2 separate regions of the Mus musculus genome follow, and region 1 is linked to region 2. The links are chromatin contacts, found by Hi-C or POLR2A ChIA-PET in ENCODE. All regions are on one chromosome and are shown on one strand. Each heading gives the region's core, a stretch centred on a gene start or an enhancer-like site at or near the end of the contact. The rest is flanking DNA. Distances are from core to core; before and after follow the strand shown. Region 1 holds the start of Fam20c (family with sequence similarity 20, member C). Region 2 holds the start of Pdgfa (platelet derived growth factor, alpha).

Evidence for each region. Hi-C counts contacts between places; a loop is a spot of excess contacts on that map. ChIA-PET counts read pairs that join two places held with the same protein, here RNA polymerase II (POLR2A).
Region 1: a map of Patski shows a loop between it and region 2 (2.1-fold over the local background). The contact joins the promoter of Fam20c here to the promoter of Pdgfa in region 2. A Hi-C loop is called at or near these places in 1 of 37 maps with a recorded cell type or tissue (Patski). POLR2A ChIA-PET finds 5 or more read pairs at or near these places in 2 of 5 experiments (Patski and embryonic stem cell).

The regions. Positions count from the first base shown.
Region 1 is chr5:138,752,913-138,758,985 of GRCm38, forward strand. It overlaps Fam20c (family with sequence similarity 20, member C), which reads left to right and starts at 2,169. Exons shown (of 10, transcript NM_030565.6): 1 at 2,169-3,313; 2 at 4,889-5,067. The coding sequence starts at 2,724.
Region 2 is chr5:138,991,432-138,998,113 of GRCm38, forward strand. Pdgfa (platelet derived growth factor, alpha) reads right to left here and starts at 3,513. Exons shown (of 6, transcript NM_008808.4): 1 at 3,278-3,513; 2 at 1,857-1,953. The coding sequence starts at 3,340.

The DNA.
Region 1 (6,073 bases), core at 919-3,418, 240 kb before region 2:
AGAGAGGCCTAGTGAGGCTCAGCTCTTGTGTGCATGTGTGTGTGTGTGGGGGGGTGGGAATCAGTTTTTATATGTATCTGTGTGTCATCTGTGTGTGTACTTGTGTCTGTACATCTGTGTGAGTATGTCTATGCACACCTGTATGTCCATGTCACCATTTTTGACTTGTATGTCACCTCTGTGTGTATGTGTGTACCTGTGTCTGTCTCTGTGTCTGAGTCAACATGTCTATGTGCCCCTATGTGTTTGTATATCTGTGTCACCATTTTCCCTCTTGTTTCCCCATGCCTGTCATCTGTATGTGTCTCTGTGTTAATTCCTCCTCAGCTCAAAGCACTTGGGGGCACAGAGTGTGTCCCACCTTCCTCTGAGGGAGAACTATACCTTCAGAAACCTTTTCTGCATGAATCACCTTGGCCTTCTTGGGGCCTCTGGGTGGAGCTATGAGAGCAGAGCCTCTTCTGAGACCCTCTGTGAAGTGCCTGCATCCTGGGGCAGAAGGGCGGAAAGAAACAAAGGAGAGTTATGTTAGCAGACAGCAACAGGTGTTGTTGCAGAAACAGCAGGCAGGTCCACTGCATTTACACTGGCTACAGCACCCTGCTTCCTTAGGGTAGGAGCCAGAGAGCCAGGAATTCCCCTAAGAAGCCACACAGTTGTGATGAACGGACTGTCCAGGACACCAGGAGACAATGGGAAGCCCCACGAACTGATGCTCCCAGGAGCAGGTGACTCTACCCTGATGACATTCGTCTCTCTCCAGAGGTCCCAGGTTGTGGGTGCTTCCGTCCTACTCCCACCTCAGGCCCACCATCTCCACACACAAACTCATTGTCTGTGTGAGTGGGAGGGCCGGATGAATGCAGAATGCCTCAGTTTTCATGATGTAAGCCATACCTTCTTGGGGAGTGCACCTCTATTAAGACCCCACCCACTGCACTCTTGGGTTTCCACTATGCTGCCCAACACAGGCATCAGCTCCTGTTACAGGAGTGTGGAACTCCACCCTCTCTTCCTTTCTAAAGGCCTAGGAGGCACCTTTGCTGACCAGCTAGCTGGCTGCGACTCTCTTCGTCCCTAACAAGCAGCTAGTGGGTGTCTACTGAACGTCAACTAACACAGACTTGTCGCTGAATCTTCAGAAAGAACATGAGTTGTGCACTTGATTCATAGAGAACTCGAGCTGAGAGCATTCCAGGGCCGGGGAGCACAGCCAAGAGAGCATGACAAAGAGGGGCTCCGTAGAGCACAGACTCCGCCCCTCAGTCCCTTACACAGCAGTTGGCTTGGGCTGCTGTGGAAATCTGCAGGTGCTTGAAGCCCTGAGGTCTGCTCAGCTTGTGGATCTGTGGCTGACCCTCTCACGCTTACCTTCCCAGAATTTTAGCAGAAATTCCCAGAGATTCCTACTTCCTACTAGGGGTTGGGGATCCAGAAGCCCTGTGGCCACAAATGAAGCCACGTGGTGAAAGCAGATCTCTTTTTACTGTGCACCCCGATTTAGCATCCCAGAGGGCAGGCAGCGAGACGCGCCCCGCCCACCGCCCGCGCATCCGCGCCACTCAGCCAGGCTCCGCGCGGCGCCGCCAGGGTTAAGGCGCAGGCGTGTCCCCTGGGGTGGGGTGGGCCCGGCAGCCTTGCCGAGCTTCTGGAGTCCCATCGGATCGGGGGCCCAACGCGCTCCTCCGCCGTTCTCTCCGCCGCGTGGCAACGTCGTCTCTTCGTCCTCCACCTAGTGGGCTGCGGGTACCCGAGGTGCCAGGACACCGCCCGGAGAGGAGCTTGTCCGGCCGCGCAGACGCCCCGCGGGCTTCGGGGAGGGACTTGGCCTGTTTTCTGGCCTCCACTCGCCGGGGAGGAGCTGTGCGGCTGCAACTGGCGGCGCGTGGAGCTTCAGGGACGCAGGCTACCAGGCCGAGAGCCGCGCGCACAGGGCCGAAGCCACCGCTGCCTGCGGGTTCCCAGCCGGGCCTCTCTGGCTCCCGGCTCAGCGCGGAGGAGGCGCGGCGACACCGCGGGGCGCGGCCAAGGGGGAGGAGAGAGGGGAGCGCGGGCTAGCGCCGGGCCGGCCGGGCCTCGCGGGGCCACGGCTCCGCCAATCTGCGGGCGCTGACGCGGGGGGCGGCTCCGGCGCGCTCGGATATCAGCGGGCCGGGCGCGGGGCGCCTGGAGCTAGGCGGTGCGGGCGCTGCGCTCCGGGTCGGCCTGCTGCACCTGCCAGATCGTCGCCTCTCCCTGCGCGCCCCCTCGCGCTCCCCTTCTCGCCTCTGTCTCTCCAGCCCGGTCTCCCAGCCTCAGCCTGACAGAACAGAGGAGCCGCTTTGTCGCCTGCCCAGGACCCGGCATGGCCCAGCGGGAGCACCGCGCTCTGGATCGGATCTGTCGCGCCTTGGACGGGATGAACAGCCGCGCCTTCTGCTTACACGCCCGCTGAGTGTGGTCGCCGTCCCGGAGACCCTCGTACGCCCCTGCGTTCCCTGTCACCACTGCCACCCGCTCCACCGACGAGGGCCGCTGGCCGCCCCCCGAAATGGCCTGGAGAGCTGGTGCTTTGGTGGCGGTTGTCCTTCACGACGTCCAAGTCTGGGGACAGCCCCCGAGCTGCTAGCTGCTAGTACACTGAATGGACCTTGACCCGCGGGTCGTTGCGGGCTTGGTGCCAAGCTGAGGGGCACCGGTGGAGCGCGCGTCCCGAACCCCCCAGCCCGCTGGCCTGCGCGGCCATGAAGATGATACTGGTGCGCAGGTTTCGCGTGCTCATCCTGGTAGTATTCCTACTGGCTTGCGCTTTGCACATTGCTGTTGACCTGCTACCCAAGCTGGACCGACGCGCCACGCGATCCTCCGGGGAGCCCGGTTGCTCCTGCGCTCAGCCGGCAGCAGAGGCAGCTGGTCCAGGCTGGGCCCAGGCAAGGAGCAGACCGGGGGAGTCCGCCGGTGGCGACGCAGGCTGGCCCAACAAACACACACTGCGCATCCTGCAAGACTTCAGCTCAGATCCAGCCTCTAACCTAACCTCCCACTCCTTGGAGAAGCTGCCTTCTGCAGCAGAGCCGGTGGATCACGCTCCGCGGGGTCAGGAGCCCCGTTCCCCGCCACCCCGTGACCCAGCGCATCGGCCGCTGCTTCGAGACCCGGGGCCCCGACCGCGGGTACCGCCCCCTGGCCCCAGCGGGGACGGATCGCTCTTAGCCAAGTTGTTTGAGCACCCTCTCTACCAGGGGGCTGTGCCTCCTCTGACAGAGGACGACGTCCTGTTTAATGTGAACAGCGACATCAGGTTTAACCCCAAGGCAGCAGAGAATCCTGACTGGTGAGCAGAGAAGAGGAGGTTTGGGGTGGGGCTAGCGCGTCCGACCCTTCGGGAATAAAGACACCCCACTAGAAAGCTATTTCACACGCCAGGCATTTTGTGTACCTTTGGGGGACCCTTAGAAGAGGCTGGTAGGGATCCCTGGTGGGCGGGGCAGATGTGCCTCTTGCCTTTGTCTTCACAATGATTCTAGGGAGAACGGTTTGGGAAGCTCCCAGTGCCCTGGTGTGGGAAGCTGGCGGCCCACCAGAAGCCAGGAGAGCCCAGTGCTCCACCTACAAGGAAGCATGCTGGCCAGCCCTGGCGATGGCTGAGGAAGCAGATGAATGAATATGTTGGAGAGCCAGCCAGGGAGAGTGGGAGCAGCCTTCCCCTGGGAGGGGTTGGGCTTCTGGCTCTGAGAGCGATGGGGTGAGCTGTTCAGGGTGGACGTCTCCAGAAGGCCTGAATGTACCTAATAAGTCTTTTAAATGCAGTCACGGGGACAAAAGCGGCTGAGGAGTGCTGTTGGCAGTGTGGAGGCCTTCCTTTGTGGCCACCCTGCCTGGAGGAAGGTAAACCATCCTGGAGTTGTCTTCCGAGCTTTGTGCCCACCCCCACCCCCACAGCTGCACAGATCCAAATAAGCCCAACAGAGTGAAATATTAACCACCAGCTGGCTAGAGCAAATAACCTGCAAAGGTCCCCGGGCAGCAGAGAGAGAGTCACCAGTCCAAAACAACCTCAGAAATCCTTTCTCTCCCTGGAATAGGACCAGGCCCTGTGCCTTGTGCCTGCCCATGCGAGCTTTTTGGTTCCTTCTGGACTTCGCTGGCCAGAAACCATCAAGCAACGGCCCGCTGAAAGAGTGGAGAGGGTGTGGCATCTCGGAAGGCTCTAGCCCTCCTTTCGATTCTAGTGTAGACAGACTGGAGTTGAAGGATCCTCACCTGCCAGTGAAGCAGAGCTAAAGCAGCCCCTCTTCCCCTCCAGCCTCGCAGACTCCCAGAGGGTCTGTTCTTCATTCAAACAAGCTCATGGCCAGAGAAAGCAGAGCTAGAGTGATTGGCTCCATCATCCTGTCCTCCCCACCTTATGGCTGCACTCGTTAAAATCAGATTTAGGCCTGTGCATCATTCCTGCCCCTGTTCTTTGGAACAAAGGCAGAAAGCTGGGGAGGTTTCTGGCTGACTGGGTGTGCCTGTGACTTCCAGGCCGTCTGGTCGCAGGAAGAACGGACAGTCACTTCTCACACACTCCCAGCTGACATCACTGTTGTGGGGGCACTTTTGGTGACCCCAGGACAGAGGTGTTGGGATAGCGCTGACACTCTGGGTCTAGGCTAGTGGTAGTTAGGATTGTCTGTGGAGTCTCTAGAGGGTAAATAGGAATTATAGGCCTTAAGGTATGTTATTAGGTGGTGGAACCGCAGCCGGGGAAGAAAGTGCAGACATGGCAGTGTAAAAGCAGCTTTTAGCGAACCTGTACTTTGAACTCAAAGTCCCAAGCCCTGACCCTCAGGACCAGCACCCCGTATTCTTTGGCCTCTTGCCTCTTTTTCTACACTTGACCATAGCCTGCCTTGGTTTCTTGCAGGCCGCATGAAGGTGCTGAAGGCGCAGAATTCTTGCCCACTGGTGAGGCAGCTGTGAACCTCTATCCCAACTGGCTCAAATTCCACATTGGCATCAACCGGTATGAGCTGTACTCCAGACACAACCCAGCCATCGATGCCTTACTGCGGGACCTCGGCTCTCAGAAGATCACCAGCGTCGGTAGGTAGCCACCTGCTTGTCCTTGGTGTAAGAGTACCTTGGTGTGGATACACCAGGACTGTGTGAAGTTAGCCTCCTTCCTATGCAGGGAGCCACACTTTCTGGGGTGTTTGGGTGGCTACCCTGATGATTCCATGAGCCAAATGGATGCCTCAAGGCTCATCACTATGAAACCTCCGCCCTACTAATGCAGGGTATGCTGGCATGTGAGGGCCACCACTTTGATCCCTGGTAGGGTACAAGCAGACACGTAGGCCCTCCCTCTCCTGTTAAAGAACACCCTGATGACCCATAGTAGCTGCAGCACCTCTTTCTATTACCTATGCATGGGCCACCCTTGTACCTCCCGCAGGGGAGGCTAGATTGCATAGCTTAGCCAGGGCCTGAGGCTCCAAACCTGTTCCCTTCGGAGCTCAGCAAGGATTCAAAGATCATACCTGGGAAGGGAAGGACAAAGTTGGAGCCTGGGTATTCCACATGAAGCAGTTCAAAAGGAATGTCTCCAGGACTTTATGATCCACTAAGACAAGAAAAGATTTTGTTTTTAAATCCAGTTTTTCAATTTCACGAGAACAGTACATCAGGAGCAGCTTCTGAGCAGGTTTTAGGCTGTTATCTGCTTTCCAGTGATGGAGAGGTGGCATAGGGCAGGCTGAGGGCTGGGGCTGTGCAGTGGTGGCCCTGGTGTGCTCAGCTGCATGTGCTTGCAGAGCCTGCCATGTGTCTTGAAAGCAGATCTGCTAACAGGCTCCCTCCAGTTACAGGCTTTGGTCCAATTGCTGACACGGAGCAGTTAGAAGCTGCCTGCTTGCAGCACCTACTGCTTTAGTGGTGTCTGGGGCTCCACTGTATATGGAGCTCTCGCCTGGTAAAAAAAATAAATAAAAAAAATAAATAAATAAACCTGGACCCACAGCTTCCTCCAGGGCTTGGCAAGTTCACCTGGTAAAAAAGAGCAAGTTAGTGGTCTCCCACCCTCCTTCCTCCTGCCAGAGAGTGCACTCTC
Region 2 (6,682 bases), core at 2,263-4,762:
CCTTCTGCAGCCTCCTCTGGCAGCCAGAGCCGCAGGGCCCCTCACTTCAAGAAGAGACAGAAGGTGAATGAGAGCCAACCAGCCAAGACTAGTTTCCAGATAGTTTCCACATCAGAGCAGGGGGATAGCCCAGCAAGGAAGACCCCACTTTGGGTTGGTGTCATGATGGGTCCTCCAGCTCTGTCTTCAAGACTAGGAAGCTAGGAGGATAGCAGAAGTCCACAGGCACACTTGGCTTCCAGAAGTTTCCAAGGGAGATTCCCAAATGTCTGATAGGTAGAATGAGGGTGGAGATGTCCTACACACACACACACACACACACACACACACACACACACCATTCTTTCAGAAGCAATTTGAAACCTCCAGGGGCCCTGGACAGCTTTTTCTCTTTGGACCCTCCCAAGGAGGAGGCCTCCAGCCCCCTCATTGGGCACACCGGCTTAACCTTAACAGAAGCTTGGTGCTAAAAGCATTAATGGTGGGGGGTGGGGGAGGCGTGGCTGCAGGGAACAGCATAAGAATGGTCCCCGCTGCAAGTGAATGGCCCATTTCCCCCAACATACAGACAGCAGGAGGCCCAGCCCTAGGCTAAGCAGGGCAGGAAAGCAGTCCGCCTTTGGGGACCAGCAAAAACTCTGGGAGTATTTCCCCAAGTGACCCAAGCCAAGTCCCCCACCCAGGCCTACTCAAAAAGGGATCAGATCAAACCCCCTGACCCAGCTCTTGATATCCAAGTGAAACCCTAGGCCTGCCATTCCTGATAAGGATCAGGCCAAGGATTTCCTGGGTCAAGAAACTACTGAAACGGGGCCGCCTGGTTAAAAAATGCTTTTGGCATGCAACAAAAACAGTTCAGGCCTCTCCACCACCATAATTAGGTACAAATTTCCAAATGGCTAGACCATGTGATTTTACTTAATTCTCTCACCACTCGGCCCTCTCTGAAAAGTTTTCAAGGAGGGGGAAAATCGTCACTTGGAATTCTTCACTTTAGCCCTTTAGTTCCTCCTGACAAACTCACTGGGGCCTTTTTATTTCTTTTTAAGCTGGTAAATTTTATCCCAGTGTGTCAAAAACAAAAACAAAAAAACAGGCTAAGTGTTCATTTTGAAAAGGTTATCACAAAAGACAGGAGGAGACCACGTCCTCCCCGCACAGAGGCTGCCTCTCCCATCCCCATCGCGCCCATTTATTTTAGCCCTTGTCATCCGAGTCTAATACAACCCTACATTTACAAATTGTTTTCTACAGTGGCTTGGCTCTGGCCCGAGGCGGGAAGCCCCCAAAATAGCCCCAAGCGTCCGTGTACTAGGCGCGCCTTTTTACAGGATGGTGTGGAGAAAAAAACATCGGCCTCCTGCGCCCACCTATGGGACCCAGCCCCAGGCGATCAAGGCACCAGGGAGTGGAGTTTACAAAAGGCCCGGACCGACCAGCTCCTCAAGCACTCTGGGGGCCCTGGCCAGGAGAAGACTAGCCACAGCCACGCTCCCTCCGGGCCGGCTCCCGCGCTCCCGGGCCAGAAGCAGCTGTTGACCCGCATACCTGGCAGTTTTCGGCACACTCTAAAACTGAACTTTCAGTGACACACCCGCTGCGTTTCACTTAAAACAACCCCTGGGTGAGCGAAGCAACCCTCCGCTGCCGCTGGGAGAGAAAGTGGCAACTACAAGAGAAACGCCTGACTCATACGCCTGGGCGTTTATGGCCGGCGAGTGGAGTCTGACCTTTCGGTGCGCTCCTGCGCAGCGCCCGGCCCGGCGGAGCGCGCAGGGTACGGTTCCTCGCGCAGCCGGCCCGCCCCGCCGCCCGCGCCCTCCTCTCAGCCAGGGCAGGGCAGGGGCGCGATTTACCTACGGAGTCTATCTCCAAGAGTCGCTGGAGGTCCCGGATGCTGTGGATCTGACTTCGAGCCAGCCGCTCGATCAACTCCCGGGGTATCTCGGCTTCCTGCAAGCAGACCACACCGTCAGGACGCGCCCAAGGGTTCCAGCCCAGCCCCAGGGGCCACACAGCCCGGCCGGACCCTCGTTAGGCCCTAGAGCCAGAGGATCGGCTGGGGCTAGATGGGACCCCCTAAATCCTCCACACTGTTCCTATCTGTCTGACCTTGATAAAAATACCCCAACAATGCCTTGACATGTTCAGACAAAAATCACCCGCGCTCTGGCCTCCCCAGGGTGTCTGGGGGCAGCCAGGGGCCCGAAGAGTTTCTGGTTTAATAGCTAAATCCACATGTAGAAACAGAGAGGGTCGAAATGCGTCACGCATCCACGACTGGAGTCACAGCAGCCTCAACACTTTAATCTAGCCGAAGGGTTCAATTTCACTCCGGGAATCCTGAGCTGAGCCCGCAGGGGAGAGGGTCTTCCCTCTCCCCCCACCCCACCCCCTACAAGCACGCGCGCCGGGTCGCCCCACCCGGCTCAGGCCCAGTCACGGCCCTAGCGCCGACTAGGACGCCCAAATCCATCGGGGCTTAGAGAGGCTGCAGGGAACGCAAGGGGTTAAATATCCACCTCGCGCCTCTCCGGTCCCTGCCCAGACCACCCCCACCGTTCAGCCTCCCCCACTCTCCGTCCCGGTTTTTAAAAGGGAGTCAGGGTCGCTGGAGGACTCAACCACGAAGTTCCCACGACAGGGGCTGTGGAAAGTCATTCATCACGGCAAAGCTCCCGGGGAATGGGGGTGGGGGGGAGGGTGGCGGTGGGAGGGCGCGGGCGCCTGGCCCGGCCCCAGCTGCCTCGTTCAGCCACCTGTAAGCAGGCCTGGGCGGGCGGAGACTGCTCCAGCCCTGCGTCGGACTGGGTTTGGGGACCGAGAACTGGGGACTGCGGCTGGGCGCTGCCCACCCTTCCCAGTCCCAGGCTACGGCCGCACCCTCCTCTACCTGCTTACTGCCCGCCCTAGTCCCCTCCCAGAGCACGGTCAGTTTACACACACCCCCTTTCCCGCTTCCCGCACCCCGTTACTGCATTGTCCGCTGCGTTTGGGCTGCCCCTTCTGGAAAGGCACCCACAGCCCCCCGAAGTTTCTACCCACGGGTTCACCTCGCGGCTCCCCCGTCCCCCTCCAAGGCGGAGCGACGCAACGCGCTGGAAACTCACCAGACACACTTGGGCATGGCAGAAAATAGAACCCAGTTGGGATTAAAAAAAAAATTACACCACCCTGACAAAACCAAAATGCTCTTTGCAGAGCTTGAAACAGGTAGCCGAGAGGGGCGTGCGCCGAGGGAGCCGAGAGGGGACAGAGGCGCGGGGGTGGCACCCACCTCGGCCAGGGCATGGGCGAGGTATCCGCAGCCGAGGAGCAGCAGGCAAGCCCAGGTCCTCATCGCGTCCCGAGGCGCTGGAAGCTCGGCAGGGAGGCGAGGCCGCGGGGCGGGCGCTCCAGCCGGGCTCCTGTGGCGGCGAAATTCAGTACCATCCCTCAGGGAGCGCGGCCCGGAGGAGGGTGGCGCGGAGAGCAGGGAGCCTGCGGAGCGCGCTCGGCGCGAGCAGCGAGTGCAAAGCCAGCGAGGAGGAGGAGGAGGAACAGAGTCGCTCCGGGAGCCTCCTGGGCCGCCGGGTAGGGGGTGGGGACGGAAGGGGCGGAGGGCGGGGGCTGGGCTTCTTCCTTGGTGCGTTCCCCGTGCTGGCCGCCGCCGCGCTCGCTCCCCGTCGCTGGCTTTAGGAGCGACCCGGCCGGTAAATCCGCATATTTGCTGCCGTCAGCCCCGGGAGGGGACCGCGGAGCGTGGCTGCAGCTCCCGCCGCACCACCGATCACCTGTCTGGACTCTCGGCCCGGTACCAGCTACCGCCTCGCCTCTCCCTGAGGGCTCCGGGCAGTCCGGAGAGCCTGTCCCCGGGCCTTCCTCTCGCCGCTGCCGCCCCGGGCCGGGCACGGCGCGGCCCAGCACGGCGCGGCCCGGCGGCCTGCGTGCGCCCCTCCGCGGCGCGCCCTCGGCTACGGCGCGGCGCTCCGCCCTCCGCCCGCCGGGGCCGGGCAGCTCCCGCGGCCGCGCCGCCTGGCAGCAGCCTACCCGCCCGGGGCCTCGCTACGCCGCCCGCGCGGGCCGGAGGGCGGGCGGAGGGCCGAGCTGGCGCCGCTGCCGCCGCAGCAGCAGCCGCGGGAAGACCAGAGGAGGAGGTGGAGAAGAAGGCGCAGGCAGGCCGGGCTCCAGGAGTTGAGCGGGCTCCGCAGGACGCGCGTGTGGAGCCGGCCGGCGACAGGGAGGGGGTTATAGCGCCGCCACCGCGCCCCTCCCCCTCCCCCGCCCCCCGCCTCCCCCGGATTCCGGGCCCGGGACCCGCACCTCGGAAGCGCTCAGGGGTCTCGCGGGCCAGATCGGGCCCGGCCGCCACCGCCACTGCAGTGGCCACACACGCGCTCACGCAGGCAGCTACATCCATCCAAGCTCGGCGCCCGCGGCTCGGAGCCCACAGGCGCCCGGGCTCCCGGAGCGCCCCTCCCTCGAGCTTGCCCACCCTTCAGTGCCAGCTGCAATCCTGCGGCACCGGGCGGGGAGGGGAGGAGGCCGCTGCAGAAGCACGGCCGTCTCTGGCTCGCCTCTCTCTCGGGCCCCAGCGGCAGTAAAGGGCAGCGCCCAGAGCTGCTGCGCCAAAAAGGGCATGAGAGTCGGCTTGGCCCCCGCCCGGCGCTCGGGCCGCTTCCCACTGTAAGGATCCAGTGCTCCAGCCTTCCCCTCTCCATAAAAGGAGGGGGAGTGAGTCTTTGCGGAGAGGCGGGGCGGGTTTAGGGGCGCGTCTAGGGCACTCACCTGACGGCTGCCACGCGCCCGCGCCCCAGAGCCAAAGCCTGGGACACCTGATTGAGGAACTTGCACTCTTGTGTGGAGGTGGAAGCGAGGCTAGGGTCGGGGAGGAGGCTGCCTCCTGCCTCATCGCCACCTTGACACCCTGCACCCTCCAGATCCTTAGCCCCTGGCCGAAGGCCTAGCCGAACCCTGAATGGGGAGCTGGAGGGATAGAAGGAAAGATAGAAAAGAAGCGGCTGGTGAGGAACTCCTGGGTTCTACCTTGGGATCCAAGGCAGCGCAGAGCGCCACCTCCGGCCAAGGCACAGTACAGACGGGTGGCGGGGAAGGCACATGCGGACAGAAGTCTGATCAGGGCTGGACGGTTCTCCCATTGAGAGAGATGGATTCCTGGTGGGATGTGACCCGACGGCAAGGCCAGTCCTGTCAGCTCCTTAACTCGGGTTAGAGGATTGTGGACCTTTCAAATCCCAAAGTTAGCCTCCTAGGGCTCTGGAGACTATGGAGGGCTCCAAGGGTAGGGATGCAACTGGATACAGCCTGTCCAGTTCACTCCCTTTCATGTGAATTAACCCGTGCACCCAGCCCGGGTCCAATCCCCCACCAATCTTCTTTGTCCCCAGACAAAGGCGCAGCCGGGCAGGAGCCTTTCATCCCCAGCTTCCCGGGTTCCTGCATTTCAAAGGCTGAGCTGGAAGGGCCCAACACGGGCGGCTCACCTAGCTCCAAATACCTGGTGGGCGTGGGGGGAGGGGGTAGCTGAAGATCTTTGGAGCCCAAATCTACAGACTTCCTTAGGCCTGTAGGCCCCATCACCACGCCCCAGCCCTAACACCTCGGGATGCTCAGGAGATAAGAGGACACCCTCTCTTGGCCTAAAGAGGGAGTATGGAAAACGTTGAGAAGCGCCCCACCTCGAGGTCTTCGAAAGCCCAGGCCTTGTCCGTACTGGTGAAACTTTATGCTGCTCTGAAGAGGATGACTTCTGGTGGCGACTGCCAGGACCACTCTAGACCTGAGTCGAGTTCCTCACCGTTTTATCCCGATTGTTCTGCGCGGCCTGTCCCGCCAAGCCCTCGGCCTTCTCACAGGCAGAGAGCACCAAAGGACACCTTTTTGCGGTTCGACGACCCGGTGTGACGGTGGATGTGAGAATCCAGGAAGAAGATCCGGTTGCATTGCTGGGATGCCGCGCCTGTCCGGCCACCACCTCCGCATGGAGGCTGCGGGTTCCTGGGGACCCCACCTAGTTCGGTGCTTCTCTCTCCCTTTACTCTCTTGGCGCAGCAGGGACGCCCAGCTGGAAATCAAAGCCGGGCGGGAGGGATTCTGAAGACGCTAGGGGACATCAGGGACCAGAATGAGGCTAGGCCTGGATTCATCGCCCGGGACGCGGGAGCCACGGGGAGCTGGGCGCAGGCACTGCTCTAATCGCCGACCGCTATTAAAAATAAAACCGCGACCCGTCGTCATAGCGACCGCAACAACAGCGGCCGCGCGAGGGTGGTAAGAGCTTGTGCAGCCCGGCGCCAGCCGCCTGAGGGGACTGGGGCACGGGCCCTAAAGCTTACAAGGTACTCTGGTGTGAGACAACGACCCCTACCCCCACCCCCACAGCCGACCCCCGACCCCCACTGTTCCTCCTGGTTCTCGCTAGACTCTTGGTCTCTGAAAACTGGAACTGGCTAAGTCATGAGGTCAAGAGCCTAAAGGACCCGCCGGCTCAAACTACCCCCCACCCCCACCCTATGCCTCGGCTTCCCTTGGGACCCGTGACAGTCCTCATTTTAGCCTCTGGAGAAGGGGTTGAGTGAGGGGGTGAGGTTCAGGTGTCAGGCCTCCAAAGAACACCAAGAGACCAAGCCGAGCTGGAGGGGTTGCATGCGCTCGAGGCCACCGCACCTGTCCCGCCCGCGCC